Linked DNA regions of Homo sapiens: region 1 is linked to region 2. Evidence: read pairs that join two places in POLR2A ChIA-PET (ENCODE). Cell type or tissue: HepG2. All regions are shown on one strand. Links, peaks and the distances in the headings refer to the core of each region. The heading gives the core; the rest is flanking DNA. Region 1 holds the start of HS1BP3-IT1 (HS1BP3 intronic transcript 1). Region 2 overlaps LOC107985856 (a long non-coding RNA gene).

The links. Peaks named below come from ENCODE experiments on the same cell type or tissue, not always from the same donor. Only the 100,000 strongest peaks of a DNase experiment are listed, where the experiment ranks them.
Region 1: POLR2A ChIA-PET joins it to region 2 with 5 read pairs; 3 of 35 experiments call an interaction of 5 or more read pairs at or near these places.

Annotation. Positions count from the first base shown.
Region 1 is chr2:20,577,871-20,593,468 of GRCh38, reverse strand. HS1BP3-IT1 (HS1BP3 intronic transcript 1) reads left to right here and starts at 921. Exons shown (of 2, transcript NR_046836.1): 1 at 921-1,047; 2 at 2,222-2,694. It also overlaps a transcript of HS1BP3 not described here. RefSeq lists enhancers at 6,935-7,498, 8,065-8,629, 8,630-9,195, 11,930-12,490, 12,491-13,052 and 4 more. In HepG2, for the core only: no CTCF peak of the experiment used is centred there; DNase peaks (open chromatin) are centred at 7,888, 8,238 and 8,738.
Region 2 is chr2:20,484,486-20,500,083 of GRCh38, reverse strand. LOC107985856 (a long non-coding RNA gene) reads left to right here. Exons shown (of 4, transcript NR_157978.1): 2 at 11,176-11,346. Among named protein-coding and RNA genes, the nearest start is that of RHOB, 45 kb to the right of the region's middle. RefSeq lists an enhancer at 11,899-12,696. In HepG2, for the core only: no CTCF peak of the experiment used is centred there; no DNase peak of the experiment used is centred there; H3K27me3 peaks cover 1,275 bases.

The DNA of each region.
Region 1 (15,598 bases), core at 6,371-8,870, 97 kb before region 2:
CTTGCTCATTCATTCACTCATTCATTCAGCCAAGGTCAACTAGTGTCAAGCGTTGTTCTAGCCGCTGGGACACAGCAGTGAACAAAACTGACAAAACAAGCCTGTGGCCTAGGGGAGGGGAGACAATGAACAACATAAATGAGGAGAAGGCCGGCACGTGTGATGGTGATGAGTGGTAAGGAAGAGAGAAGGCAGGTGAGGAAGAGGGAGTGTTCCGGGAAGGTTGCAAGTTTAGACAATGTGGCCAGGGAGGGCCTGGCCATACCAAACAATTGACTAAACCTGACGATGCTGATGGAGGAAGCGTGTGGACCCTGGGGGAAAGGCCAGCATCTGCCAAGGCCCTGAAGCAGGAACATGGTGTGCTGGGGGGACAGTGGGGGGACAGGGCTGGAGGTCAGGGGTGGTGGGGTAGACAGCGGGAGGTTGGAGGTCATGGATAAGGCCAGATCCTGAAGGGCCTTGAAGCACAGAGTAATGACTTGGGATTTTCCTTAAGGAGGTGATATCGTGGGTTGAATTCTTGCCCCCAAAAAAGCCATGTTCGCATCCTAACCCCTGGAACGTGTGAATGCGACTTTATTTGGAAAAGGAATCTGTGGATGAAATTAAATTAAGGATCTCAAGATGAGATCATCCTGTGTTATCCAGGTGGGCCTTAAATCCAATCACAGGTGTTTCTGTAAGAGACACACAGTGGAGAAGAGAAGGCCACGTGAAGGCTGAGGCAGGGATGGGCGTGGTGCTGCCACCAGCGGGGGAACGCCAGGAACTGGAAGAGGCAAAGAAGGACCCTCTGAGGGCGCAGGGTCCTGCTGACACCTCAACTTCAGACTTCTGGCCTCCAGGGCTGTGAGAGGAGACTTTTCAAGCCATCCAGTTTGTGGTCATTTGCTATGACTGCCCTGGGAAACTGATCCTGATGGGAAGCCCTTGGAAGCTCTTGAGCGGAGGAGGGACATGCTCTCCTGGGCTTACTCCTAGCTGCATAGGAGAGTCTGAGCCGGGCAGGGACAGAGCTGTCGGGGAGTCACTACGGTGATGCAGGTGAGTGAAGGCTAGAACTGTGATGGATGGGGGAGGTCAGAAGAGAGGGACAGGCCCGAAAGGGGAAGTAGGAATGGGCGGGGCGGGGCGGGGGAGGTGGATGGCCAGACAGGGAATCCCTTGAGGAAATCCAGGGGTTGTGGCGGATTTTGTGATGCAACCTCTGCCTCCCGCGTTCAAGCAATTCTAGTGCCTCAGCCTCCCAAAAAGCTGGGATTACAGACATGCATCACCATACCCAGCTAATTTTTGCAGCCCTCTGGGGGTTGCAGCAGCAGGGCACGTATGTGAGAGAGGGGCTCAGGAGAATAGTGTGACCAAGGGAGGTGTCCTCCTGGAAACCTTCACCCCAGCCTAGAAGCACAGGATAGGAACCAACTTCCTCCAGGGCCAGCTTTCTGGCCTGGATGCTGGGGCTGTTCTGTCCTTGGACCATCCATGGGACGTGATGTTGAACCGTCCCCCTAGGACCCACTAGCTGCTGTCAGATTTTACAGCCTCCCCCATGCAACCACCTGGGGTGTTCGCTGCTCAGAAACTCTCAGAAAGATCACACAGGGCCAGGTGCGGTGGCTCGGGCCTGTAATCCCAGCACTTTGGGAGGCAGAGGTGGGCAGATTGCTTGAGGCCAGGAATTCAAGTCCAGCCTGGCCAACATGATGAAACCACGTCTCTACTAAAAATACAAAAATTAGCTGGGCATGGTGGCGCATGTCTGCATTTTTTGGAGGCTGAGGCATGAGAATCACTTGAACACAGGAGGCAGAGGTTGCAATGAGCCAAGATCGCGCCACTGTACTCCAGCCTGGGTGGCAGAGCAAGACCCTTCCTCAAAAAAACAAACAAACACAATGGTCGACCAGAACTCCAAAGGGACAGAAACTGTCAGCAATGTGCATGGCTGGCCAGAACTTTGACAATAAACACCTGGCCTTGGTGCCACGGGAAACTTCCAAGTCTTGGGGCTCCCAGAATCCGAGTGCTTGTGGCTCTCTGGGGCTGGTGGCCACACCTATGTTTGAGGCTTTTTGTGGTCTGGTGGTGCACAGCTTCAAGCAAGACTCAATCCTGTTTCCATGAAGCAGAAGCGAGGCCTTGGAGTGTGCAGGGAGTGAGTGCCACGGGATGGCTGTTCTTGCCTGGGAAGATGACAAAAGGGCTCTTTCCTTGGCAGCTCCCGTGGAGGAAGGGGCTGGCAGCACCCAAGAACACAAGCACAGATGGAGGCGTCCCTCTCCAGTGGCTGGGGCAGGCTCTGATTCCGCCTCCTGCATTTGGAGCAGCTGTAAGCTATCAGGGCCTGGCTGGCTGGCTCCAGGCCTCCCAACGTAACCAGCCTGCCCTGCTATCCTGGCCTGAGGCTGGCATTCCTCCCATGGTCTCTGCAGCACTCATCATCGGCGCTCCTGCCACAGCATGGGGACCTGGGCAGCCTGATGGACAAATATTGGGCAGGGAGGTAGGGAGATGCAGTTTCCTGGATTCCCTTCCCTTTATTGAATAGGAATCTTTGCACCTAAACAAGTCTGTGTAGAGTCCAGATTGTGCTCTTTGTCCTTGGTCCAGGAGGTCCATCTCTTTGAGCATCAGTTTCCTCTAATGCCAAGTGGAGACAATAAATTGCCCTTTCCAGGGTCCCAACAAGGATTGCCAAAGTCAGCGTCCTTGGATGTCTAGCCTAGCTCAGGTGCCCAGGTGTTTGATAAGTTCTCACTGGATCCACACTGGGTTGACTCTGGATCTGTGGAAATTCATAGAGGCCCAGTTGCCCAGCCTGGCCCAGCCCACACGTCCAGCTCTGCCTATGAGAGGACCTGTCAGATGGGCCGGGCCATGCCATGAGGAAGAGGTGGAGTACGGGGACGTGACCTAATGAGGTTGACAGAGCAACAGCTGGAACCAGAGATCGCCAAGGGGAGCGAGGCTGTGGGGCTGCTCCGGGATGAGGGGGTGAGGCAGGGCCCAGAGGCATCGGGTCCCATCATCCTTCTACAGAGAAGGACAGCCCTGAGAGGCTGTGATAGTCTGTGATAGAAGGTGACTCCAGCCTCAGTAAAGAACAAACAGAGGATGCCCCACAGACACCACTGGTCTCTCCTGAGACCCTGGAAGGCTGGGTAGAGGTGGAGCTCACAGCTGACTCAGAAGTGAGGAAGATATGGGGAATGAGAATTCGGCTCAAGTCTGGAGCCGTGGCTGCACCAAAAAACACACACAGAGCCCGGGGGTGCAAACCACTCAGACAGGAAAACCAGGGCCAAATGCCCCCAGCTTCCACCTCAGCAGCCCCATCTGCTTGCCTGGAGGGCGGGGTGACTCCAGCACGGGCAGCCTGAGAGCTGCTGAGACCGGGTGGTCTCTGATGTGCTAGCCTCCTTCCTTTATTCATTCACTCTCCAGACATTAATTGAGCATTAACTCTTCACCAGACTCCTGGACACAGCAATGAACTGAGAGCTGCTGGGACCCATTGGTCCAGGGGGAACTACTGGAGGCTCCAGGACCCCCAGGAGTCTCAGTCATCTCTCTCTTCATGTGAGGCAGGAAACCCTCAACTGCCCCCACCCCAATTCCCCCACAATCCCGCCCCCAGCTGTGAGGAGTCTCCCTCCACCAGCTGTGAGGAGTCTGGGTCCTATAGCTGCAAGTCCTCCAGTTCTGGAAGCAGCCCTGTTCAGGAAGGGTGTGGTCTGGTCCATGCCTCACTGCCTTAGGATTTGAGCCACTTAGAATTCTCTATCCTCTGAATCTCAGGGTTGGGGGTGCTTATCACCCTAGAACTTGGTGTTTTCAGATCTGCAAAACACCTTAGAGCTAACAAGCTAACTTCCTGGCCCTTGGAAGCTGTCCAGCCTCACTGACCAGCTGCCGCTTATGGGGGTGTTGTCCCTCAGTCGATTTTTCAGAGTCAACCAATGCCAGGTCTGATCTCTTCATCGGCAGCCTCTAGCAGTGCCCACCTAGCATGCAGGGGAGCAGAGCTCAGTGACAGGGAACATGTGAAGAGCCCCAGGAAAGCTCGGCCTTTAGGTCATGTTCCACAGGGGTTTAGTGTCAAGAGTGAGGGAGGTTGGAGGTCTCGCCCATGTCAGAGCCCCCCAACAGCACAGTTTCAGAGAGACATTGGCACGCTGCAGGGTGCTCAGATGAGGATGTGTTGGACGGTGAAGGCCCTGGCAGTGACCACAAGGAGTGGCTGAACCTGGGATGGGCTATCCTGAGAAGTGAAGGCTCAGACTGGGGATGCACTCATTGCTGACCAATCTATGCACCCATCCATGCAAAGCAGGGCTAGTGGTCCATTCTGTGGCCCCCAGGGCAAGGCTAAGGCTGAATAGGGAGCAGAAAGGAGAGACAGTTTGATGCCCAGATGGAAGAAATGGAGAGATCAGTGCTGGGTTAGTGGTGACTTTGGGCCCAGCCCTGCCGACTCAGTGGTCAGCATCTGGTCCCCACTGGAGATCATGAGACAAGCACGAACGCCCTGGGCTTCCTCCACCTGGCAGCCCTCCCCCGGGGAAATCAGGCTCTCAGAAGGCTGAGCCTGCCTCAGCCTGGGACCTTGGGGACAGGCCTCTGTGAGGTTAGAGGGACCTCAGGCAAGCCTTCTGAGTAGAGATGTCCTGTGCCTTCGCCTCACATGGCTTTTAGGGAGCTTGCTTTTTGAGATGGTACTGACAGGCCAGAGAGGAGGGCAGAGGGGCTGCAAGCTCCCACATGGGCTGATGTGTGCTCCCAGGAGGGAGCTGAAACCCTGGGGCCTTGTGAGCCGCCAGCAGAAAAATCGGCTTGGAAGGCTGGGCGTGGTGGTTCACCTGTGTAACCCCAGAAAAATCGGCTTTGGGAGGCCGAGGCAGTCGGATCACTTCAGGTCGGGAATTCGAGACCAGCCTGGCCAACATGGTGAAACCCCGTCTCTACTAAAAATGCAAAAAAAAATTAGCCAGGCGTGGTGGCTGGTGCCCGTAATCCAGCTACTCGGGAGGCTGAGGCGGGAGAATCGCTTGAACCCAGGAGGCGAAGGTTGCAGTGAGCTGAGATGGTGCCACTGCAATCCAGCCTAAGCAACAGAGCAAGCAAACAATCGGCTTGGAATAATTCAGAAGACACTGTTTCTTGGTATGAGATAAAAGCATGTATATTATTTCAAAAGTAGCCTTTATTGTTTGTTCCAATTATAGAAGTAATACATGCTTGATATAGACAATTATGAAAATATAGAAAAGCATAGACAATTAACATCACTTTTAATCCTGTCACCTGTTGTAAACTATATTTTGGTCTTTTTTTTTTTTTTAACATCTTGGAGAGACAAGTCCACTTCCCTTGGTGACCAGCTTGGGGTGCCCTAGTATTCACAGGCTGGTCTCCGAGGACTGGATGAGAGTGCCTCCTATCCCCACCCCAAGGTGTCCCATGTCCTGGGGTGGGGATAAGTGTCCATGTCCTGGGTGGAGGAGATTGTGGAACAGCCAGATGGTTGGTGGAAGAGGCCCGGACGTTGAGACAGGGAGAAGATTTCTTTCCCAGAACAGAGCTGCCCATGCATGACATCCCCTCTGCCAAGGCACTGGGCTCAGTGGTCAGGCTCCCCACAGCTCCTGGCCACTTGGACTGTGCCTGTCACAGTGGTCTGATTCTTTTTACTTATTTATTTTTTTATTTTTTATTTTTTTGAGACAGAGTCTCGCTCTGTCGCCCAGGCTGGAGTGCAGTAGTGCGATCTCAGCTCACTGCAAGCTCTGCCTCCCAGGTTCACGCCCTTCTCCTGCCTCGGCCTCCCGAGTGCACAGTGGTCTGATTCTTAATCCATGGTCTCTGATACTTTCTGGGCCACTGACCTACCATGGGACCATGGCCACTGTCATTGGTGAACACAAACATCCTGCTCTCTTGCCCTCTCCCCGTCAACCTTTCGCCAGGCTCTTCCCAGGTTCCCAGCCTCACCTCTACCCTCTGAAACACTAAATGGGCTTGTGGCATCCCTACCATCCTCAGGAGAGCAGGGGATGGGGTCAGGGTCTTGCTCTCCCTGCCACAGATGGGCGTGGTTGATGGCCATCATGTTTCTATGTAGCTATGTCATTCATTCCTCTATACATGCTTCCTAAGAGTGGGCTCGTACGCTTTGCAGCCTCCTTTTTTCACTTTCGTTTCTTTTCCTTTGCATAAACATTCTTCAAAAAGACCACTTTAAATGACTGTGTCCTATGATCGTACAGACATATCATAATGTATTTATTCACCTATTGTAGAACATCTTGGCTTCCATGTTTTACTATTCAATACCCCCTTTATCAATCATCTTTGTACACAGTTTTTTGGTCTGAATTTCTCAATATTTCCTCAGAGAAAATTTCAAGACATTTACATTTTGTAGTTAAATATCCTTGATATGTGTTGCCAAAATGTTTCCAAAAGAGTTGCCCCTGACTGATATGCCACCCTCAGCCCAGGTTTGAGAGGGCTGGTGTTACGGTCTACACCAGCTTATGGTAACACCAATAAAGCCAGTCTCATGATCTGAAAGAGAAATAATGGTATTTCAAAATTATAATTGATACGATTATTAACGAAACGCAAATGTTCATACTTATTAAGCCGTTTAAAACTTTCTTGGTTGATTATCTGTTTTCTTTGCCTGTTTTCCTAACAAGGTTTTGATGGATTTATTTAAAAATCATTTGATGAGCTCTCTGTATGTTGTCATTTTGATATCTGTTGCATATATGTGTTGCTTAATTTTTGCTTTTGGAGGCTTTGAATGTACCAAAGCTTTATATTATTATATTGTCAAAGCTATTAGCTTTTCTTTTTGTGACATTGTTTGTTAGAAAGTCCTTCCTGGGAAATGGCTTTTTAAATGGGTCAAGAGCTTGCCTTTTCCTCCTTTGGGGCTCTCTATTTTTGGTAAATTCTAAACAAACATCCTTTTCCCAAATACCATTTTCCCGGGAACATCTGGAATGCGCTTGCTTTTATTTCTTCCTCCCCAGAGGACGGTGTATTGGGGTGGGAAGAGGCTGTCACACTGAGATGATCTCTGGGTGGAGAAACTGGACGGGGAAGCCCTGAGCTTCAGAAACAGCCCCTTCCCCAGCTTCAAGGTGGCTGTGCTCTGTTGTGAAAGATGTCTGATCTTTCCCGCCAAAAAAATAAAAACATTGTCCAAAAGCCTCTTTAATGTGATGTGTGTGCATTGTGAAGACGTTTTGAGAACGGGCATCAGACCCCCTCAAAGGGCAGGACGGTCCCGGCTCCTGGGAGGAGGAGGTGCCTTGAGGGCCTGTGAGTCCACACACATGGGTTTAGCCACTTACATCTCGCCATGAGGACACTGGAACCTCGGAGCCTGTAGCTGGGCCTCGGCAGTGCAGCCACGGTGTATGGCACTGCAGAGTGTTTGCTAGGCTCAAAGCCGGAATCTGCGAGTTCTAGCCCCAGCCCTGCCTCCTCCCAGCTGTGTGACTTCTAGGGGTCTCCTTTCCATGAAAGGAGGAGCAACACCCACCATGCAGGGTTGTGTCAGGATCAGACAACATGTGCTGTGCCTGGCACACAGTAGGTGCCGTGCCTGACACACAGTAGGCATGATGGTATGTATTCATCCCATGACGGGGCTGCTGTTGCAAGCGAACGGTATTGTGCACGCTGTCACTTGGGAAACGAACAAGGCAAAATGGCCAAGCGTGGGGCTGGAAGAAGAGCTGGGATCACTGCAGGACGTTAATGGTTATTTTTCTAGTATTTGGAGATAGCAGCTTCTCGGTCCTTCAAAGCATGAAGCAATGGATTTTAGAACAGGAAATCTGATGTTGTGGCAAAGCAAAGAGGCTTTGAAGTCAAGAGCTGAATTCCTATGTTTCTGGGTCTGCCACTTGCTAATCGTGTGACCTTGGGCAAGTTACTTATCTTCTCTGAGCCTGTTTCTTCATCAGAAAATGACACTATTAGCAGTGCTCTTCTTGTAGTGCATTGTAGGGATTCAGTTATGCTTGTAGAGTTAAGGCAAATATATAGTTATCTTCCAGACCGGGACACTCGAGAGTAAAAGGAGGCACTGTTGATCATTGTATTAGTAACCCAGGATTGTCCCAGGCAAATGGGGGCATATGGCCACACTATGTAAAGGGCTCAGCCTAGCGCTGAGCTCTGAATAAACCCTCAGTGATGTGAGCCGTGCTTGTGAGCTCTCTCCACAGCTGCAGAGGCCCACATTGGACCTAGAGGAGAACCATCGACTTGTCAACAGAGAGCTCTGGACAGAGTGGGAGGAGGGGCTGAGCTCCTCAGCCACGGCTCTGAGGTGGCAGCCACAGCCTCGCCACGCTGTGCCCTTTTGGAGGTTGTCCTTGGTGGGAGGAGGTGATGAGGGAGCAAGTACCTTTCCCAAGGTCACTGCAGGGGAGGCCCTGCTTAGATTGTCCCTCTCCATTTTCTGTCCCTTGGGAGCAAGTTAAAACCAACTCTACACAAGCCAAAGGCTTTGGTTCCAGCCTGAGTCTGGCCCTCCCTTCATTTGCTCCTCTGTGGCCCACACACTGCAGCATCTTAGCGACTCCAGAGGTCACCACCTCATCCCTCTTATCCTTGAGAAGAGCCCTCATCCCTTCCAAACCCAAAGTGAACAGACATGTGGTGTGCATGTCCCTCCAGCCCCATGAGCATAAACACATTCCTGAGCCTGAGCAGGACCCAGGAATGACTCAGGCTTCAGGAATGTGCAATCGGATCCATGTCACTTGGGGGGCAAATTCCTAAGGTGAGCAGTTAGCGGACCAAACCAAGAAGCCCTGGATCAGCTTCTGCATCTTTCAAGGAGAGTCAGGGGTCTGGACTGGCTCCAGCAGAAACCACCTCTTGCCATTGCCACCTCTTGGTTCTGCTCCTCCCCTGCTGACCCGAAGAGCCTTATGCAGTTGGCGGGGGATGGTGGTGCAGGGGCAGAAGTGGTGCACAATGGCCCCCATTCCATGTGCAGGTTCAGTGCTCAGAGAGCTGGAGCAGGCAGGCTGAGTCAGCAAGGGCAGGAGGCTGGAGCAGAACTGTGGCAGGGACCGGCACACCCCAGTCCTTCCCCAGCCCATTCCCTGAGCAGTGGGAGGAAGAGATGCCTCTAGATATAGGGTGATTAGAACATCTCTCTTCTGCCAGCATGGCTGGGCCATGGCCTACTGGCCTCCCCAGCACAGCCTCTGGGAAACTGGCTGCTTTCTAGAAGCAGCACCAGGAAGGGTGCAACTCCATGTTATCTATACCCCACCTGGCCCAGCCTACAGGGAGTCTCTGGGGACACAGCCCTGTGTCCTCGCTCAGTGCCACAGAACAATTTAATAAGCAATCTCTTACAATCGCAGAAGAAATCCCACATCTAATGGTTCTGAGGGTGGCCCTGTTGCTGGAGGGTCAAAACACTAATTATGCCCGAGTCTGTGAGCCTGGCACCAAATATGGTGACATTCAGAAACCCGGAGCCGTGGGACACAGATAGGAAATGCCATCTCCATATATTTGACATTGTGCAGGTGCTATGCTGGCCAGGTCCCAGGAGTGACCTTCCTTCCAGGTGATCTCAGACCAGTCAGGGAGACCATGACCCTGACAGCACGGTCCACTGAGCACTGGCAGGACCGAGCCCCAGGTGTCATGATGAGAGGCTCCTCTGAGGGCTTGGGGGCCACACTGAGGCCCAACATCTGAATACCCTTCCTCTACTGGGGGACTCACAGGGACGGAGGAGAGCCCAGGTCCTCCCACCATGAGAGATGATGTGGGCTGGTGCCTCCTCCCCACTCCTTTGCCACAGTGATAAGACATGGGCTTGACCCGCTGGCCCCTTCTCTCTGGACTTTGAAGCTGGAAGGAGCGGTGCCAGGCTTCAGGGAGAGGTGCTGAGAATTGGTGGGGCTACAAGAACTCAAGAATCCAGCAGCGTCCCTCCAGGGGTGACAGGTCCAGGTGTGCTGCCCCCATAGTGAGAACCAACTGCGCCCCTCCCTGGTTCCTGCCTGGCTCTCCAGCCTTCCTGATAACCCAGTAAGCTGCCCCCATAGTGAGAACCAACTGCGCCCCTCCCTGGTTCCTGCCTGGCTCTCCAGCCTTCCTGATAACCCAGTAAGCTGCCCCATATCCTTTCATTACAATCCTTTTCTATGTGAGTTAGCCAAAGCTGGTTTCTGTGGATGGCATCGGAAGGTGAAGTGCAATGGGACAACCTGTGCCCAGGCTGGGGGCCTGAGAAACTCAGCTCAGGACAGCTCAGAGGGGTTGTTCAGAAGTGAGGGACCACAGTGCATGGCACATGCCTGCTCCATCGCCCCTCCTTGCTCAGGACCTGAGCAGAGGCTGGGGGTGGCTGAGGGTCTTGGTTCTGGGTGGAGGGTGGGCTTGGGCTCTCAGGTTAGGCTGAGTAGCAGGTAGGCCCAGGGTGTGAGGAGGGTGTGCAGGCAGGCCCAGGGCCTGGTAAGTGGCAGAGGGTTGGGACTCCTCCTGGCCTGGCTGGAGCAGGCAGGCTTGTAGGCACTGGAGGCTCTGACCCTGCCAAAAGGGTCCCTGCCTGTGTCTGAACCCCTCAGGGAAGAGGAGACCCAGCACAGTGGGCGTTTGTTCCTGTGTGACACTGCCCTTCCCTGGAGCAGGATGAGCTGAGCCCAGCGAGCTGAGGTCACGTCTGCCCCATGACAATCCTCCCACTGTCCCTCAGTTGGGACATACAGTGCCATCCCAGCTGCCCCTTAGCTGATCTCCTAGATGCCTGTGAAACCCGAGTGGAAAGAGGGTGGGTGGGGTCCCCTGATGCCAAGGATGGGGGTGCAGAGAAAGGGACCATGATGTAATGGGCTGACATGAGGGGGAGCACTGCCTGTCTCTGGGGACCTCTCAGCTGGAAATGGAGGAATTCAATGACTTCCTCCCCACACCAGACATCTGCAGGGCACTCTTAGAGCCTGCTACCCCCACCCCTCCCTCACTTATCTGTGCTGCCTGAGAGGCCCACCCTCCCCCTAGGACAGCTCTCCCCTACCAATCTCTCTCAGCCACTCCCTGCACACCTCCGGTAGACCAGTCCCCAGCTCCATCCATGTCAGCTCTCCTTCTAGAGGCTGTGAGCCCTGGAAGGCTGTGCTGAGCTTCCAGAGGCTCTGAGCACAGGAGGCTGTGTCTCTCAAGGCTATTCTACACTGCCTGGGGCTTCACTTTCTTTTCAGTGGAATGGGAGCCTTCGCCTCCAGGAAGGCAGCCCACAGTGTGGTGGTCACACCCTGCATAAATCCTCTCCTTGGTGTGGGGGCACCGGTGACTTATTTCTAACCAACAGAATCTGGCAAAGGTGAAGGGATTTTGCAAATGTAATTGAGGCCCCAAATCAGTTGACTTTCAGTTAATAAAAACAGACTATTTTGTGCAGGCCTGGCTCAATCAGGTGAAAACCCTTGTAACAGGGACTGGGCTCTTCCTGAGTCGAGTACCTCTCCTTGCAGGCTTGATGGAGTAAGCAGCTAACTCATGAAAGCCCACCTGGTAAAGGCCACAGGCAGCCTCTAGAACCTGAAATTGGCCTACAACTAGCAGCAGAAAAGCTAGGGCCCCCAGCATACAGCTGCAAGGTAGTGCATAGGTGGAAACAGATTCTTCCCCACTTGAACCTCCAGATGAGATCACAGCCCAGTTGACACCTTCATTACAGTCTTGTGAGACCCTGAGCAGAGGATCCAGGTAGGCTGTGCCCAGACGACTCAACCACAGAAACTGTGAGGTAATAAAGGTGTGTTGGCTGGGTGCGGTGGCTCATGCCTGTAATCCCAGCACTTTGGGAGGTTGAGGCAGGCAGATCACCTGAGGTCTGGAGTTTGAGACCAGCCTGGGCAACATGGTGAAACCCTGTCTCAACTAAAAATACAAAAATTAGCCAGGCATGGTGGTGCACGCCTGTAATCCCAGCTACTTGGGAGGCTGAGGGAGGAGAATTGCTTGAACCCAGGAGGCAGAGATTGCAGTGAACCAAGATCACACCACTGCACTCCAGCCTGGGTGACAGAGCAAGACTTTGTCTCAAAAAAGAAAAGAAAAAGAAAAAGAAATAAATATTTGTTGTTTTAAGCTGCTAAGTTTGTGGTAATTTTTAATGTAACAATAGAACACTAAATAGAACACTAATACAGACAGTGAGATAAATGGAAGGCTTCGGAATGTCAGGCTGGAGCTTGGAGAGGGAGTGGATGTCTTGACTTCTCCAAGATCAGAACACTGATCCAAAGCCCCCATCAGGCCAGAGGCAGCAGCTGAACAGTGGGCATGCTCTGAGACTGAGGACTGGAGCTGGGCCGGGTGTGAGAGCCTGCACTGGGGCCTGTTTTCCAACTTTTGCGGAAGACAGCCTGCTCTTTGGGAAGGATGTTGCCTGGAGTGCATGCCTGACAAGCTGGCATCTGCATGGGACACTAACCTGGGGCTGTGCCTTCAGCAGTGGTATCCTTGGGTCTGGGCCAATATCCGTGGTGTGAGTTCAGCAGGCATGGGACTCTTGTTCACATGGTCCATGCACACTGAACTTAAATATTGATTTTCAAGAATAACTTCCAGGTTGCTCATCACTTGTCTGCCTGGGTGTTTACTTCCACCAGCAGCTCCTGAGGGTTTCTTTTACCCCCACTTTCTTTGTCAGCACTTGATATTATCTGACTTGGTAATTTTTGCCAATCTCATAAGTGTAAAGGAGAATCTCACTGTTTTAATTTGCATTTCTCTGATAACTAGCGAGGTTGACAACATCCTCATGAACTTGTTAGTCATTTAGATTTCCCTTTCTGTGAATTCTTTTTATAACCTTTGATTCCTTTTAACAAATTAATTTTTGCTTCCCCACCCCACCAAAGTTTCTTTTCTTTTTTTTTCTTTTTTTGGAGACAGAGTCTCGCTCTGTCACCCAGGCTGGAGTACAGTGGCACAATCTTGGCTCACTGCAACCTCTACCTCCCAGGTTCAAGCAATTCTCCTGCCTCAACCTCCTGAATAGCTGGGATTACAGGTGCACACTGATACGCCTGGCTAATTTTTTGTATTTTAGTAGAGACGAGGTTTCACTGTGTCGCCCAGGCTGGTCTCGAACTTCTGAGCTGAGGCAATCCACCCGCCTCGGCCTCCCAAAGTGCTAGGATTACAGGCATGAGCCACCACACTCAGCTTCCCCCTTGGAAGTTTCTAAAGGCCTCCAGCTTGTTTGAAACCCAGGGGCAGGCCCTCAGCCTTGCCTTGCTTATTCTTGCATCTCTGCCCAGCTTAGCCACTAGGCTGTGTGCCCTCTGCTCCAGTCCTTGCCCCCTTGGGGCTGTGTCCCTGGGTGTGGGCCAAATTGTGGGTAGACTGTGGGTATGAGTTCAGGGAGTTTCTGCCCTAGATAAGGGTATGTAGATTAGGATAGAAACAGATCCACAAACAAAACATTTTCACTTACATTTTAAAGGCAGGAGGAAGAGAGAAGTGGGAAGGAAAGATCACATGCAGAACCTTTGTAGGTGCAAGGCCTGAGCCTGGAACTTTATGTGCCTTACGTTAGGTCATCCTCACAATAGCTTTGTCTTTTTTGAATGATTTTCTCCATTTGAAAAATGAAGACAGAAGAATCAGTGAGTCTTGGAGACTTAAACCATGGCTCAGAACCCAGGTTTTCTGCTTCCCAGCCAGGCCCTGGTCCTGGAGGGAGGGTATTCCCGTGGGACTTGTGGGTAGGTGACTTGGTATTGGTTTTCCTCTTGTCACAGGGTCCCAGGCAGCTCAGTGGGCCCCCACCTCCCAGAAAGAGTATGGGTTATGGAGGACTAGGGAGAAAACACAAATGACCCCATTGAGCCTGGTATGCCGGGGGGCTTCCAAGGCAAACAATGGCTCTCTGTGTCTGGTTTCTCTGAGGGCCGGAAGTCTCCAATGCATGGCCAACTGATGAGTCATGCAGGATATCTCCTGGGCCCAGCTTTGTTGTGCCGGAGGATCTTTCAGCCCAGCCTGAAATGGCAGATGATCTCATCAGGCTGGATCTGGGGAAGCCCTGTCTCTCGAAGTCCCGGTAGGCTCACGGCCCACTAACAGCCAGGAGGCTGGATGCTCTGGCCTTGAGACAGTTCCCGGAGGCACCCTATAGATGCTGGGCAGCTGCCGCCAACCCTCAGCCAGCTCGGATGGAGCCAGCCTGGAGGAAAAGGCTCCTGTGCTCATGGAACCCAGGGAAACCCCCGCTTTGTTCTCTCTGGACACAGCACGTGTCTGGTGGCCGCCCAGCCTCAGCTGTGTCCTGTAGAGTTTCCTGGACTTAACAGAAGCCTCCAGATGAGCATATTAGGAGTGCCCCAGGGAGGACTGACCTGAGACCGGAAGGAAGTCAAGGGCTTCAGTGGCCACCAAACCTGGCTCAGCCTGTGAGGCTTGGGAGGGGACACCGCCTGACTTTCCACTTGGCTGCCTTCAACAGAGGTTTCAGAAACAGAAAGCCTTGTAGTACTGAGGCTATTTTTAATGTTTTGAACCTGGACATTGCTGTTACTGTTGATGTTTCATGTACACCCCACTGGTTGATACAGAGCATGGCTCCAGAGTCACAGCTACACACCCAGGGACTCTGGCCTTGAGCAAATTACTTTCCCATTCTGAGCCTCAGTTTCCTCCCCTGTCCAGTGCAGGTGGCAGTACTGCTCCCAGGGCTGTCATGAGCATGTAGGAGATTGCCTACGCCCAGTGCCTCACCCATGGCCAGCCCTCAGTGAATGGTGGTCCTCTCTCTTCTCTTCATTCCTCTTGAGCTTTGAAGAGGTTCTTGGCTGGGCATCTATTCTTATTCACCTCCCAGAGGGTCTGGCCTGAACATGTTCCTTGGGAATGCCCATCTTTCCTCGGGATATAGGTGGTGTGTGGGGCTGCCTGCGAGAGCCTCCGGGCAAGAACTGCCCCGGTTGTCCAAGGGCCAAAGATGGTGTCATCACTGCCCTCAGCTGGGGCTCTACTTCTGGTTGGTTACCATGGTGAGCAACTTTTCAGAGGACAGCCCAGAGAGACATGCTAGGGTAGAGCCTCAGGGCCCAGGTAATAGGTGTGGGGCTCTGCCCTGAAAACCATGGAGACCAAGTCCCCTCCTATGAAGACTGCATCCCATCCCGCCTCTGAGGGCAGCCCTGGAGCCACTTAGGAGCCACAGGTAGGACGCTAGGCACTGGTCAAGAGAGGCTGTTCCCACCCCCACCCTGTGCCACTCTCCCGAGCCCTGATTCAAGGGCACAGCCACGTGAGCCTGCTTCCTGCACCCCTTGCCAGGGATCAGCAAGTTGCCTGAGGGGACATGATGCAGCTTGGAGTGTTCCATGCCAGAGGTCCCCAGCCGGCTGGATCATGATGAGACATCAGGCACGTTACTCAGTCTTTGCAGATCCATGGCCCCTGGCCACAACCTACTCAGCTGTGAAGGGGGTTGAAGTCACACTGGACAGGCTTGAGGAACGAGTGCCCTGAGGCAGGCCTGGAAATGTGTTTGCAGGTGGTTCTGATACATCAGCATATGAATCAT
Region 2 (15,598 bases), core at 10,052-12,551:
CCACCCAAGAGGCCATGACTTTGCAAAGGCAAGGCAAGGGCAGTGCTGGATCTCCGGCTCTGCTTCCTCCTCATCATCCAAGGAGAGGTCCTGCCTGCCCTGGCTCCCTGGACATGGGCTTCCAATGGGCTATCACAGCTATTTCCAGGGTAGCAAAATTCCTGGACTAGATGTGGGGTGACTGCTGCTGAACAGAGGTGGGCCCCAGGGTGAAGGACCTTGCTCAGCCTCCCCTCAGTTTGGTCTACCAGGCCCTTGTCAAGCACTCTGCTGGAGTCTGGGGGTACTGATCTTTGGAAATGTCAGTCCTGGAGGCTGAGCTGTTCCCCAGAGCCCTAGAGACCCCTCACCAACTACTTTATTGAGGGACAAGGCAGTAGGCAGGAGTGCTGGGAAATCTGGTTTGCTTGGTATGCCTTCTTGCACACCCACCTCTCCCTGCACCTGGTTCTATTTGTATCTGAGCTTCTCGAACTGCAATAATGATGCAGCCTAGCTGGCTTCTGGAAGCTGGGAGCTGTTGTCAGGCACTCTTCAGTGTGTTCTCTACTTCCAGTAGGAATGTTGGCAAATCCTGCAGGGCCTACAGCCTCATCCAGTTTGCAAGTGCTCTATGGACAAACCCAGATCCCCATGCCCCGCCACTCCTCCCAAGGAGATGTGTGAGTGTCCCCAAGATCTGAACTGCACCAGAGGAGGAATTCCTGGACCCAGCTAGTGCTTCCAGGAGGTGGGCTGGGTGATACCTAAGTGACAGAGGGAAGTAATATGTGGCCCTACCCCCTCCCTAAAGTCTAGCATTTGAAATGTGTTAAAAGTGTGATCTCTGACAAATTAATTTCTTTTCACTTCTATTTTGTTATCTGTAATATGAGGATAATAATAGCATTTTATTCATAAGGTAGTTATAAAGATTAAATGTCATTTCACTCCTACTAGGATGGCTGTAATTTAAAAAAAAGAAAAATAACAAATGTTGGTGAGGATGTAGAGAAATTAGAACCTTGGTGCATTGCTGGCTGAAAAGTAAAATGGTGCATGGCTACCAAGAACAGTTTGGCAGTTATTTAAAAAGTTAACCATAAAGTTACCATGTGAGGCAGCAATTTTACTCCTAAGGATATACACCACAGAACTGAAAACATATGTTCACACAAAAACAGAATATTCATAGTAGTATTATTGATAATTGCCCCAAAGTAGAAACAGCCCAAAATTTCCATCAATTGATGAATGGATAAACAAAATGTGTATATCCATACAATGGACTATTACCCAGCCACAAAGAGGAATGAAGAAGTGATAGATGCTATAATGTGGAAGAACCTTGAAAACATTACGCGAACTAAATTTTAATTATGTGGAAAACAAAAGACCATACACTGTATGATACTATTTATATGAAATATCCAGAATACGCAAATCCATAGAGACCGAAAGTAGATTAGCGATTTCCAGGAATGAGGGAGGAGTGAGCGAGGTGTGACTGCTCATGGGTACAGGGTTCCTTTTTAGGAGTGATGGGAAAGTTCTGGAATTACTGCTGGTGATAGCACAACCATGTGAATATATTTTAAAACCAGAATTGTACACTTTAAAAGGGTGAGTTTTATGGTATTGAATTACATCTCAATTTGTAAAAAGAACAAGATCACACACACACACACACACACACACACACACACACAATTAGATGTGCCAATACCATTCCCGGCCCACAGTAAGTGCTCCATTAATGGGAGTTGGGAGGGTAACATTCGTAAGCCACTGCATTCAGGCACCATCTTTGGGTTTCCTGCTAAAAGGCTGCCCATCAGAATCAGCTGTTAAAGATATTTAACTTGTGTTTTGCTACCTTAGCAAGAAAGTATATTAAAAATGCCCTGGATTTATCCTTGGGAACAGTGGGTCACCTGTCAGGGAAGAATGAGTGGGGTTTCTCTTCTCTGGCATCCATTCATGTACCCTATGGCAGTGGTCTAGGCCTAAATGTAGAGATAGTAGGACCCTGGGGAAAATGGGACAAGGGGACAGAGAAGGGCTCTGGCCCTTGAGGTTCCAGCACCTAAACCAGTGGCAGACTCAAGAGCTGCTGTGGCAGGTGGCCTGCAACAGGACTTCTGGGGGGCACCTGGGGAGAGCCAGGAGCAGTAGCTGTTGGGGAGGACCCATCTTGGCATCATGGCCCGGCAATGACTCACTCGGGTGATGCTCCATCTTCCCCAATCTTCAGGGCATCCAGTAGGAAGTATCGTCACCATTTCTACACCCAACAGTCATTTCCACTAGGCCTCTTGTCACTGCAATAGAGCATAAGCCAGACGTGGGGGTCCACCAAGCTCCTAACAGGGGAGGGGAAAGCCTGGAGCATTTTGTTGAGCTCAGGCTGAGGGGAGCAGCACACCCTAGATTCTCAGATTCACTGGGGCTCCTGCTGCGTCCCCCTTTCCATTCCCTCCACTCTCTCCACTCTGTTCCTTGTTCAGCCCATAACGGCCTCCCCGGGCCACTGGTCAGCCCCCAGTGTGCACGCCCATCCAGCTTTCCTCCACCCTGCAGGTGGACTCACCTCCTGCTCCTGTCCCAACCTAGCTCAAAGCCCTTCCCGACTTCCTCAGCATTCACTTTTGCCACAGCTGCCCTACACACATCCCCTATTTCAGCAGCATTGCCCATAGGAAGGAGTTCAGCTTAAGTCACAAATGCATCAAAATAATAAACGTGTCCTCTTTTCAGTCCCCCGAAAGCACCAGGCACCACGCCGCCTCTGCACTTCTGTCCCCGTTGTTCTTCACCTTGGAAGCCAGCTTCCCCCTCTCCACTTACTCACACCTCGCTGTGGATGAGGACTGAGTGCCTGGCCTCTGCCAACCCCAGCCAGCAATATAGCTGAGGGAGCAGGAGGTTGTCCACTCAGCCCAAGGAAGGAGAGGCCACGCTCAGCCCCATGCGGGGGCTCTGCAGCTACTGCCCTTCGCAGCTGTGCCTGGGGCTCAAGAATGTCCCAGAACCCTCACCCTCCCCTCCTACCCCACCCGGCAAATGGAGTGCTGAGAAGGCACCGCTCCCCCGTGCTCTCCACCACCTCTGCAGACATTGTCCTGCCCTCCCATGTCCCATCCGCCACCCAGCTGGGCTTCAGGACATGGATGATGCTTGGTCTGCAGTCTATACAGTTCCAGAAGATCAAGAAAAACATTCTTGCAGTAGAAAACAGTGTTCTATGTGCAGAAGTTGACAGGTGCTATTGTCACCTTTCAGAGCAATTTGATGCCTTCTGAAACGTGAGTGCCTGTCACTGGAGGAGGAAGTGTTTTTGCCAAGCGTTTGATGCATTTCCAGCAAAGTCACGAAACGCACAAAGCTGCCTAGCAGCGGCCTGCTCCTCAGCCAGCCACCGCTCCAGGCTTCCTTGAGCTTCATGGTGTCCTGAGGGCAACACTGTGTGCCCTGACCCTGCTTTGTCTTCTAGTGGGAGACCTGAACTAGAGTGCCATGAGTCAGCAGGCTCAGTCCGCACTCTTTGCCAGGACATGAGCAGAACTAGGGGGACAACTTCTGCTACATTTGCTTGGAATTGCTTTTGTCTTTTCATCCTAATGAGGTAGAAAGTGGGAGAGGGGCTCCGTGTAGTCTGTCCCCTGAACGTCTCTGCCCCCACACCACTGCCCCACCCCAAACCCAGAGTGGACTCACTCATCCTGGAGCTCAGCCACCCCCACACCTGGAGGGTGGTGGCATGCCACCAGGGACATTAGCTGGACAGTAAAGGCTAGTCTGTCCCTCCCAGCACAGTGAGTCACCAGGCAACGACTAGCTCCTCAACAACAGAAGAGTAGGAATCAGGGATGACCAGTTGTTCTTGCTCCAGTGAATGCCAAAATGCCCCTTGGGGATTCTTGGGCTCTTCTCTAGAAACAGGGAATGTATAATGAGGGCATTGGAATCTCAGAGCCTCTCTGTTAATATAGTAAATGTTTATGAGTATAAACTCTAGAGTCAGTATGCGTGGGTTCAAATTCTACCTCTGCCATTTATGTAAACGCTGTGTGACCTCAGACAGTGATTTGGCTTTTCTGTGCTTAGACTCCCTATCTTTAAAATGAGACTTTTAAAGGTAATAAGGGAGCTCCTCTACTTCTTAAATTTGTCTCAGAACAATTAATATTTAGTATATTAATATATTTTAAAGTAATGTCAAAAACCGCAATTATTTTTGCACTAATCTAATACTTTTAACAATGTCCAGCGCATGGTAAGTACCACAAGTGCTAACTTGCTTTGGGGGAGTTAGACAGAAATCAAGTGCACAGGCTCTTAGAACTTGGGGATAAGTAGCCAGAAAACAAACAAAACAAAAAATTGGGCCAGGTGCAGTGGCTCGTGCCTGTAATACCAGCACTTCAGGAGGCCGAGGCTGGGGGATTGCTTGCGCTCAGGAGTTTGAGACCAGCCTGGGTAACATGGTGAAACCTCATATCTACAAAAAATACAAAACTTAGCTGGGTATGGTGGCATGTACCTGAAGTCTCAGCTACTCGGGAGGCTGAGGCGGGAGGATTGTTCAAACCCAGGAGGTCGAGGCTGCAGTGAGCTGTGATCATGTCACTGACATTGTGCCACTACACTCCAGCCTGGGCAGCAGAGCAAAAAAAAAAAAAAAAATGAAGATTAATGGATTTTGGATCTTGGTTCTGTCCCTTTCTAGCTGTGTGACTTTGGGCCAGTTAGTTAAATGCTTTGTGCATCAGTTTTCTCATCTAAAGGGGGCAATGTTACTAGTACTAGAATAGTTAAACGATTAGATGGATGGATATTTAGAAAGTTTAGAGCAATGCCTAGTACTACATTAGCTATTATTACTGTTCTGCATTATTATTATTATTATTATTTTATAGTTTACCTATGAGTATTGTATTATTATTTCTCTGCTATAGGAGAGACACAATTTCAGGGCCCTCATTCCCCAGGCTGTGAGGGGCCTCAGCTGAGGAACAAGGGTCAGACTAGAGCCCCAGAAGGTGGTAATCTCTTTGGCCCTGGAGTGGGGCAGGCCAATGCTCAGTCTGGTCGGAGGGTTCTCATTTGCAATTCTAACAGAAGCAGGGCACTGCTGGATCCTCCAAGGAGGGCAGTACTATTATGAAGTGTGACCCAGGCCATCACCATCCACAAGAAAAGAGCCTGAACTTTGGGGATCAACAGATATGGTTTCAAACTTTGACTCTGTCTCTCAGCAGCCCTGTGACCTTGGACAAGCTGCTTGATTTTCTGAACCTCCATTTCCTCATCTCCAAATGATGGTAGGATCACCTTCCCTGCAGAGGCAGCTACACTCCTGGCCCTGCACTGGTTCAGGAAAAGCAATTCTTTCTTTCCTCATCCCTTACTTGACCTCTTTCAACTCTGTGATTTGGGGCCAGCCGAGGCTGAATTTAGGGAGGAAAGGCTCGTTTCATTTCACTTACTCCCTCAGGACCAAAAGCTGCAGGTCAGAGTCAATTTGACAAACCCAAGAATCCATTTAACATCTTTGATTAAGATCTCAAACCCCCAAGGAAAAGCATCTGTGCTATGATGTGGAGTGTCTATTTCTGAGGCTGTGGTTTTTGTGTTTTTCTTTTTACTTAATCCATGGAATGCATAAATATATGTTAGTGGTATTTAGAAAAAAAGACTTCAAACAATACAGAAGAATTTTGAGTAAAAAGTGAAAGTACCATTCTGCAATGACCATTTTGCAACAAACCTGCTTCCTCTTCCTTACAGAAGAGATCACCATAAATAATTTAGTGTTCAGTCATTCTAGACCTTTTTCTTTTTCCTTTTTTTTTTATTGAGATGGAGTTTCGCTCTTTTTGTCCAGGCTGGAGTGCAATGGCGCAATCTCGGCTCACTGCAACCTCTGCCTCCCAGGTTCAAGCAATTCTCCTGCCTCCGCCTCCTGAGTAGCTGGAATTACAGGCACCCACCACCATGCCCAGCTAATTTTGTATTTTTAGTGGAGATGGGGTTTCACCATGTTGGCCAGGCTGGTCTCGAACTCTTGACCTCAGGTGATCCACCCGCCTTGGCCTCCCAAAGTGCTGGGATTACAGGCATGAGCCACCGCACCGGGCCTCTAGACCTTTTTCTATGTGTGTACAGAGAAATGTAAGTATTACTTTACTTATTTGGATCCTGCGCCATATGCTACTCTAAGACATGTTGCTTCTGTTTAACATGTCTTTGAGAGCCTTCCTTGTTGGCACAAGTTGAGCTGCCTCATTGTTTTTAATGGCTGCATATTATCCATTTGTGTGGATGGACAATTCATTTGCCAGCTCCTCTCCTGTTAAGCATCTAGGGTGTTTGCAACTTCTTGCTCTTATGAATGTGTGTGTGCCTTTGTGCAAATGTGGAAACATTTCTGTAAGAGTTTCCTAGAAATGGAATTCCCAGCCCCAAGGATTGAAGGAGGTACAACTTACTCTACATTATACCTCCTTACTATATTTTATTTTTATTCATAGCATTTATTATAAATAACACTTTCTATTTATTTATTGTCTACTTTTCCCACTAAAATATAATTTTCACAAGAGCAGGTACCTTGTCTGTCTGAATTCAATGCTATATCCCCAATGCCTCGAATAGCTCCTGGCACATAGTAGGGATTCAATACTTATTGAATGAAAAAATTGATAGAAAAGCCAGCATGGTGGCTCACACCTGTAATCCCAGCATTTTGAGAGGCCAAGACAGGAGGGTCATTTGAGGCCAAAGACCAGGAATTCGAGACCAGCCTGGACAACATTGCAAGATTCCTCTACAAAGATTAGCTGGGGCTTGTGTGGTGGCTCATGCTTGTAATTGCAGCACTTTGGGAGGCTGAGGTGGGTGGATCACTTCAGGTCAGGAGTTTGAGACCAGTTTGGCCAACATGGTGAAACCCCGTCTCTACTGGAAATACAAAAAGTAGCCAAGTGTGGTGGCAGGCATCTGTAATCCCAGTCATTTGGGAGGCTGAGGCAGGAGGATCGCTTGAACCCAGGAGACAGAGGTTGTAGTGAGCCAATACCACTGCACTCCAGCCTCGACAACAGAGCAAGACTCTGTCTCAAAAAAAAAAAAAAAAAATTAGCTGAGTGTGGTTGTGCGTGCTTATAGTCCTACCTACTCAGGAGGCTGAGGTGGGAGGATCACTTGAGCCCAGGAATTCAAGGCTGCAGTGAGCTAAAATCAGCCGATGAACTTCCAGCCTGGGCAACAGAGAGAGACCGTGTTTCTTAAAATAATAATAATAATAATAATTAAAAAAGAATAAAAAGCCATGCATTTTTAATGTTGATAGGTGTTGTCAGTTTATTTTCCAAAAGACTGACCAATTTACACTCTACCAAGAGAGTAAGGGACTGTTTACCCTGAACCCTTACCAACACTGGATATTATCAAGTTTTAAATTAATTTTTCTCACTTAATAGGAAAAAAAATGCCATCTCCCCATTAACACCACTGCTTGACAAGTTCTTCCCAAGGCACACCTTGCTCCTCACCATGAGGGGTGAGACTGACTCGGGAAGTTCTGTCTGCAGCGAGTGTGCCCAGAGCCACAGGCCTGGAAGCCAGCCCAAGAGATGGATAAGCAGAGCAGAGGATCCAGGCGGAGCCTGAGCCAGAGCTGCAGCCCAAGGGGGCCCTGGGGTGGGGTCTGGATAATGTCACAGCTGCTCCCGGCAGCTGCCCGCATGACAGCCCATTACCCAAGTGGAGGCAGAAGAGAAGTTGCTACCAGAGAGGGGGCCCTCAGAGAGTGGAAGGGCGGGTCCAGCCGCCCATCAAAGGGAACAGTGTGTGGGCAGAAGGCTGCCTGGCCACGGCCAGGCCCAGCCCCCACAGAGGGATCAGAGCACCCAAGGCCCTGACCGCCTCTGAGTCATTGACCTTCATCTTCAAAGATCCTTCCCTAGAGACTCCTGTGATTCTTCCCTCCCCGAGTGACCTGGTGTCACTGTAAGTGTCTCAAAGTCTTTATTCTCGTTCTGTACCATCTTCCCCTACCCTTCTGCACATCACATGGCTTCCCAGGAGGAACAGTTTCTCCAGGATGGCCCTGTGTCTCTTCAGGGTGATGCCTGCCTGCGACTCCCTCAGCCTGGGGAAGGAGGAGGCTGGGCCTCTCTCTCAGACCCCTGCCTGGGAATCCACCCCTCCGTGGACTTGGAGACCTGCACACTGGCCTGGCTTCCTCAACCCATCTATACCACAGGGAAAAGGGAGTGGGAAGGACTTTCTAGTATAAATGGGACCTTCAACACCTGTGAAAAGAAGGCGGAGGGGAACGGACCTAATGAGCTAATGCAACATGTGGATCTGGTTTAGATTCTGGTTTGAGTAAACCAATCACAAAAGACATTTTTGCAACAATTGCAGAAACACTAATACGGACTATTAGATGATATTAAGGAATTAGTGTTAATTTTGATGGATATGATCACGATATTATGTTTATATAGACAACTGTTTTTGCATTTTAGAGACGCATACTGAAGTATTTAGGGTAAAACGTGTGTCAGTAATATTCTTTAAAATACTCAAGCAAAAAAAAAAGTCAATGAAGCAGATACAGCAAAATGTTAACAATTATTAAATCCAGGTGATGGGTATTGTGGGTTTATTATGTTATCCTCTCAATTTTCTGTATGTTTAATCCTTTTCATAATAAAAATTGTAAGATGGAAGAAGAAAAGGAAGAGAGGGGAAAGGGAAGAGAAGGAGGAGGAGGAGGGAGGGGGGAGGGCCGGCGGAGAAGTGGGAGGAGGAAGAAAGTCATAGACCTCCAGCAGGGTCAGTGTTCTCCACAGGATAGGGCAAGACACCCCAAAGTTGGCCTTGACTTTAACAGTCTTGATTCTAACAATCAGAGGTCCTTGGCTGCTCCTGGCACGGCCCTTCCTGGCAATAGCTTGCCCAGGCTCTCTGAGGGCCCAAGCCCAGCAGGAATGGATCACAGTCCCCAGTGTTGGCTACCTCATTGCTATGAGCTCTGAGATCTGGCCAGGCACATGATACAGGAGGCAGTGCCTTGAGATGTGATGAATTGATTTCAGGCAGAAAACCTGAGGACTTGGCCCAGCAGACCCCCCAGGAAGCTGGAGCCCACGTCATTGGCAGTGCAGCCAAGCATGAGCTAACCTGTCTGTGTTTGCAGCAATCAAGACAGCACGATCCTTCCCAGAAGTCAGAGTTGGCTCGTACAAGCACAAGAGAAGTCATCTGCAGATCCGACAGCAAGAGTGGTCTTGCCAAGCTGGGTCTTTACGGGAATAGCCAGGGCACCACCCACACACACATACCTCGGGCCCCCAGGCTTAGCCCTCCTGGAGAGAGGATGCAGCCCATCGCCATTCACCATCCGGTCTCCAACATGCCTGGAAGCTAGCATCAGCCCTGATGCCTGCAGGGTGCGCAGTGTGAGCTCCCCAGGGGTCTCTGTACCAGGAGTCTGAAGTTCAGTGAAAGATTTCAGAAGTGGGCAAGGTGTTCCTCCTGTTCTGGGTATCCACACACTCAACAAACATTCGCTGAGCACATACTTGTTGCTGTGGCCAACCACTGTCAGACTGAGGGCCACAGGGATGAGTACATTGCAAGCCCTGCCCACTGAGGCTCGCAGTCTGTGGAGGGAACAGCACCAGACTCCGACCAACCCAGACCAACCTGGGAGGGATCAAAGCATGGGGTTCTGCTCTGTGTGGCCTGGCAGGGTGGCAGCACCTCTGCAGCCATGACCAGCACGGGCTAGCAGGCTCCTGGAGAGATGTAACAGAAGATAGAAAGTAGCTGTTCTCGAAGCGTGGCCTCCACACCTCCAGCAGCAGCATCCTCTGGGAACTTAACTAAAAATGCAAATTTCCAGGTCCTGCCCCAAACCTACTACCTTAGTTTGTGATGCTATAAAAAAGTACCATAGACTGGGTGGGTGGCTTATAAAACAACAGAAATTTCATTTTTACAGTTCTGGAGGCTGGTAGCCTGAGATCAGAGTGCCAGCATGGTTAGTGTCTGATGAGGGCCCTCTTTTGGTTGCAGAAAATGGCCTTTTCATTGTAACCTCACATGGCAGAAAGGGGGTGAGAGAGCTCTCTGGGGTCCCTTTCATAAGGGCACTAATCCCATTGGTGAAGTCTCCACCCTCATGACCTGACCACCTCCCAGAGGTCTCATATCCTAATACCATCACATTAGGGGTTAAAATGTCAAAACATGAATTTTGGGCAGGATTGGTGGGGGCAGATATAATCAGTCCATAACACCTGCTATATCAGAAACCGGAACTGGAGCCTAGAACACTGTGTTTAACAAGCCCTCCAGGTGATGCAGGTGCATGTTCAAGTTTGAGAACAGAAGGCTTCACCTACTTGAGGTGTGGCCCGGGTGTGGTGGCTCACACTTGTAATCCTAGCACTTTGGGAGGCTGAGGCAGGCAGATTGTCTGAGCTTAGGAGTTCGAGACCAGCCTGGGCAACATAGTGAAACCCCATCTCTACTAAAATACAAAAAATTAGCCGGGCATAGCAGCATGTGCCAGCAGCTACTCGGGAGGCTGAGGCAGGAGAATCGCTTGAACCTGGGAAGCAGAGGCTGCAGTGAGCTGAGATCGTGCCACTGCACTCCAGCCTGGGCAACAGAGCGAGACTCCATCTCCAACAAAAAAAAAAAAAAAAGAAAAAGAAAAGAAAAAAGAAAAGGGAGTTGTGAGGAAGCAGATTTCAGTTAAAGGGAAAAAACAAACTTTCCAACTGACAGCTGCTAAGCAATGAACCCAACAGCCTCATTCACCCATAGTGAATTCCCATGCCTGGACGTCTGGAATGTAGGCTGGGAATATTCTCCAGGACAGGCTAGGTTATAATGTCCTACTATACAAACAGCCCCCAAATCTCAACAAGCTTAACCCTTGCTCATGCAAAGTCTGCTGCAACTCGGGCAGCCCTCCAGGGCACTGTCTTCTTGCAGTGCCTCGGTGGGCCTGGCTGCTTTGATCTGGGGCTTTGCTGTCTCAACACAGGCACTTGTCTGTGATCAGTCCCGAAAGGGAAGAGGGACTTCCCTCTTCCCTGGGGAATGGCTCAGGGACTTTCACTGCCTCAGCTCAGAATTGTGACAAACATTACTTTTGCTCCTATCTCACAGGTCAGAAATGCCACTCGGCCCCTCGTAACTGCAAAGGGACTGAAAGGTGTGGTCTCCCAGAGGTCCAGGAAGGAAAGAAGCCCTGGGAAGTTTCCCACAAGGCCCAGCTTCTTCTCAAGGAGACTGTGGATAAGGAAAGAAGGCAGGCAAGGCTGCTGTGCTGGAAAGAAGGTAGATTACCTTAAAGATCGTTTCTAAACCTAAGATTCTACTTTTCTATAATTCTCTGGTTCTGAAATGGTTTAAATTGCCAAGTGGTTCTACACTCCTTGGAAGTTCTAAGTTTCTGGGAGGGTTTAGTCATAACTCAGCTCACAACGTGGCCACTGCAGCCCCTTCAGGTCCCTTGGACTCCAGGCCTCTGGCAAGCAGGGCCCAGGGCAGACGAGGGTGCAGTGGGTGCTGCCTTGGGCTGGAAGGGAACGGAGACCTGAGCGGTCCTGGCCCTGGTGAAGGGCAGCGGCTGCGAGCATTCAGACAAGTCTGGGGAAGAAATCAGACTTCTCCCAAGTTGGGCTGAGGAGGAGCAATTACAGCCTTTTCCTAAGGAAGGAAAGAAAAACAGATTTGAGTCTGTATTCCTGGCCCATGAGTCAGTTGTAGAGTATGTCAGCACCTGCAGAGGCTTTAAACTGGGGCTGATCGCAGGAGTGTCGCCCCCACTCCGACCCCTGTCTCCTCACACCCATGGGCCACCCCCCACAACTGTAGGGAGGACACAGCAGTCTAGGAAAGTGCTCTGCCCCTGTTCTTGGGGGCATCCTCCTTGCTGCATCTGGAATGCGACTGACTTAGCAGGGAGCAAGAAGCAGTTGAGCAAATATTCAGGGGCTCCGGAGGCTGGCGGCCCCTGCTGTCCCCATGAAGAGGAGGGGTCACCACCTGACCCAGCTCTGCTGGGCCCCTGGCCACGCTGGGTGCCTTCCCTTCTCCATTTCAGTTAAGATGTCACCATTATGGGAACTCCAGCGGAGAAGTCTCTAATGGGGTCAGAGCCCTGAGCACTAACACTAAATGCTTTAGCCTTCTCCTGGGGACGGATGGCCATTGTTCTTAGTCTGGGTATGTTAAGTTGCTGTGCCCTTTGCTGAAAGATAATTTGCATCTCTGCCCTGAGGGAGAATGAATCACATTGATAATTCTCTTGATTAAAGCCCATTTATTTAGGATCCTGCTTGAGGTTGTTTTTTAATAGATGGATTAGGGAGTAATTCAAAAAAGACAAAAGGGTACAGTAATTGGGTTTCCCCTTGGCCTGCAAATGTTATCATCAGAGAAAGTAGTAAGAGGGGCTAGGACTCACAAGGTTTGGTCAAACGGTTGCCTGGGAAGCCTACAGTGATGAAGGGGGAGGAGAGCAGCCCTGAAGCACAGGGCTAGCTCCATTCAACTTCTCCACCAAGCAAATGGAAAATCCCAAGGCGCGGAGGACTGAAAGGATGAACCACAGGCTGCAAGACCATGACAGAACAGGCAAGGAGCCCTTTTCCCTGCACTGCCAGTGGCTCCATCCCCCAACGGTGCTGCCTCTTTTGCATTTCAGCAACAGAATTTTGCCTGAACCCCCAGGTTATGGGGTGACCTACAAGCCACACTCAAAAGCAGATGAACGGAGAGGCAGAGCCCATGTTAACTTTGCGCCTGGACCCAGACAGGTTGAGGCCCTGAGCCAACAGTCTGGCTTTGAGATGCTGTTGTGAATGTGCTTGGCCAGAAGCCAAGTGAGACCAACCAGACACCCAAGAGGTGGTCTGCAGCCATGGAGGAGGGTTCATCCTGGCCTCAGTAGCCACAACCCTACATCCTACCTAGGGATCTCCAGACCAAGGTGCTCTCACTCTGATGTGTGACCTGGGAAGAGCTCTTCATGTCTCCAGGCCTCAGTCTCCTTAGCTGTACAAAACACTGGTGGGGATAGTTTGGATAGGCCTGTTGGGACACCCTTACCTGCCTTATCAAAAGCTGCAACAAGCATTTTTAAATGCTGCCAAATCTGTCAACACTTCTTGTGCGGCTTGAAGGAGAAGCTCTCAGATCTGATTAAGCTCATCCTCGCAGTGGACTCACTTCTACTGGGCTGGAGACATCCCTCTGGGTATGCCCCTGGAACAGAGCCAAGCTTCCCCTTCCAGGGGAAAGAAGTGGGGCTTATGGAGAAGGCTAGGTTGGCTGTAGGGCTGAGCAGAGGAGCAGGAGGGAGGCTGCCTTCAGGGGCCACAGTTCCTTGCCCAGATGCCTGAATTCTTAAGTCTTTCATTTCATAAAAGATACAAGAAAATGGGGCATCTAGGCAGGACACAGTGGCTCAAGCCTATAATCCCAGCACTTTGGGAGGCCGAGGTGTGTGGCTCACCTGAGGTCAGGAGTTCGAGACCAGCCTGGCCAACATGGTGAAACCCTGTCTCTACTAAAAATACAAAAACTTAGCCAGGCATGGTGGAGTGCACCTGTAATCCCAGCTACTCGGGAGGTTGAGGCAGGAGAATCGCTTGAACCCAGGCGGTGGACATTGCAGTGAGCCGAGATTGTGCCAGTGCACTATAGCCTAGGCAACAGAGTGAGACTCCTTCAAGAAAGGAAAGAAAGAAAAAAAGAAAAGAAAAGAAAAGAAAGAGGGAGGGATGGAGGGAGGGGAGGGAAGGGGAAGGGAGGGGAGGGAAAAAAATAAAATAGGGCATCTAAACCACCACCTTGAAAACACAGAACTGGGGCTGCCCAGGAGTCCACAGGCCCTAAATTTGGGCCAGATCTTTCAAATATCACCATATTAGCTCCATATAATCCCCCTTTCCTATTCCCCTCTCTCTTCTTCTTCTCCTCCTCCTCCTCACTTCCCATTTGGCTGTCCAAAAGCAAATTTAAACAGCCTGATCAGACTTCTAGAGGCTGCAGAAAGCATCTTGGGGCTGCAGATATGAGAATTTGGAAATCAGTTCTGCTGAGCCCCTTAAAAGAGGAAGCTCGCAGGATGCAAGGCTTTCTAGCTGGAAGGATCCTCGTTTCACTCTGGTCAGAAATCTCACAGTGGCCTCCCCAAGAGGCTGTATGACCCCCCAACCCCAGGATCCTTATTGTATGACCCTATCAGGAAGTGCTTCCCTCCGTGTCTCCACATTGGAGACCAAGTCAATACTCCAATGCCATGTGGGGCCAAACCCATCGTGATCAGGAGGCCCTGGTCCCGGGTCCTTCAGCTACGAGGACTCACAGCAGAAATTCAGCTCATTAGAAAGGGGAGTGCTGGGCCATGGGCTGAAGAGAAGGCTCTCAGGTAAAGGGCCTGAGGGAAGGTCTGACCCCTCTATGCACCCAGGAGACTCTGGCAATTCAGCTTCCCTGGGAATAAAGCTGTGAGAGCGCACATCTTCTCAGGAGGGGAGGGAAGGAGCTCTGAGGTCAGCTGAGCCTATGCCTGGCCAGACACAGGCTAGCTGTGACCACAGACAGAGAGCCCAGTGCCAGGCCCACCACGGGCCCAGCTGCCATGACTCTGCACACTCTAATTACATACTGGGACACTAAACTGCATGTCTGGCCCAGAAATCACTGCTTCCTCCAAAGCAGGCTCTCTGAAGGCATTACCTGTCTCGCCCAGCCCAGGTAGAAGGAAGATGGCAAGTTGGTGCAGCCAGGCAAGGGTCTGGATGCATTCTGACTCCCACTCCAGCCCTGTCTGTTTCACACCCCCTCCTCCCCATGCTCCATCTCCCCACTGCTGGGCACACATTCCCCCACCACTGTCTCAGTTCCCCTAGAGCTCAGATTAAAGAAACAGCTGGGGCTTCCATAACAAAATAGCATAGACTGAGTGGCTTAGCAACACAAATTTATTTCTCACCTCTCCAGAGGCTGGAAGTTTCAGATCCAGGTGCCAGAATGTCCGGGCTCTGGTGAGGGCTGTCATCCTGACTGGGAGAGAGCTGCCTTCTCACTGTGTCCTCACGTGGTAGAGAGAGCGTGTTCTGGTCTCTTCCTTTTCTTATAAGGACACTAATCCCATCACGGTGGACTCGCCCTCATGACTCCATCTAAGTGAAATCAGCTCCCCAAGCCCTTACCTCCTAATACCATCACATTTTGGGTTAGGGTTTCAACACATGAATTTTGGGAAGACACAAGCATTCAGTCCATAATAGACCATACCAGCTTGCGGCTTTCTTCCTAAACACACACAGCTCTATCCTGGCCCCGTCTCCTAAGTGCCAGGCCCTCTACTTGTCCTTCCCAATGGATGCGGGAATCAGATGGGGCAAGGATGGATACAAAGTGATCTGCAGAGCCTGGCCACACCTCTTCTGACCCTTGCCACACTGATGACTTTGCCACAGGCCTTACCTGGTTCACTTCCCGCCAGTTCCAACTCTCATCAGATCCGAACAGCTTGTTATTATCTTTCTATTTTGCTGCCATGATGGGTAGCATA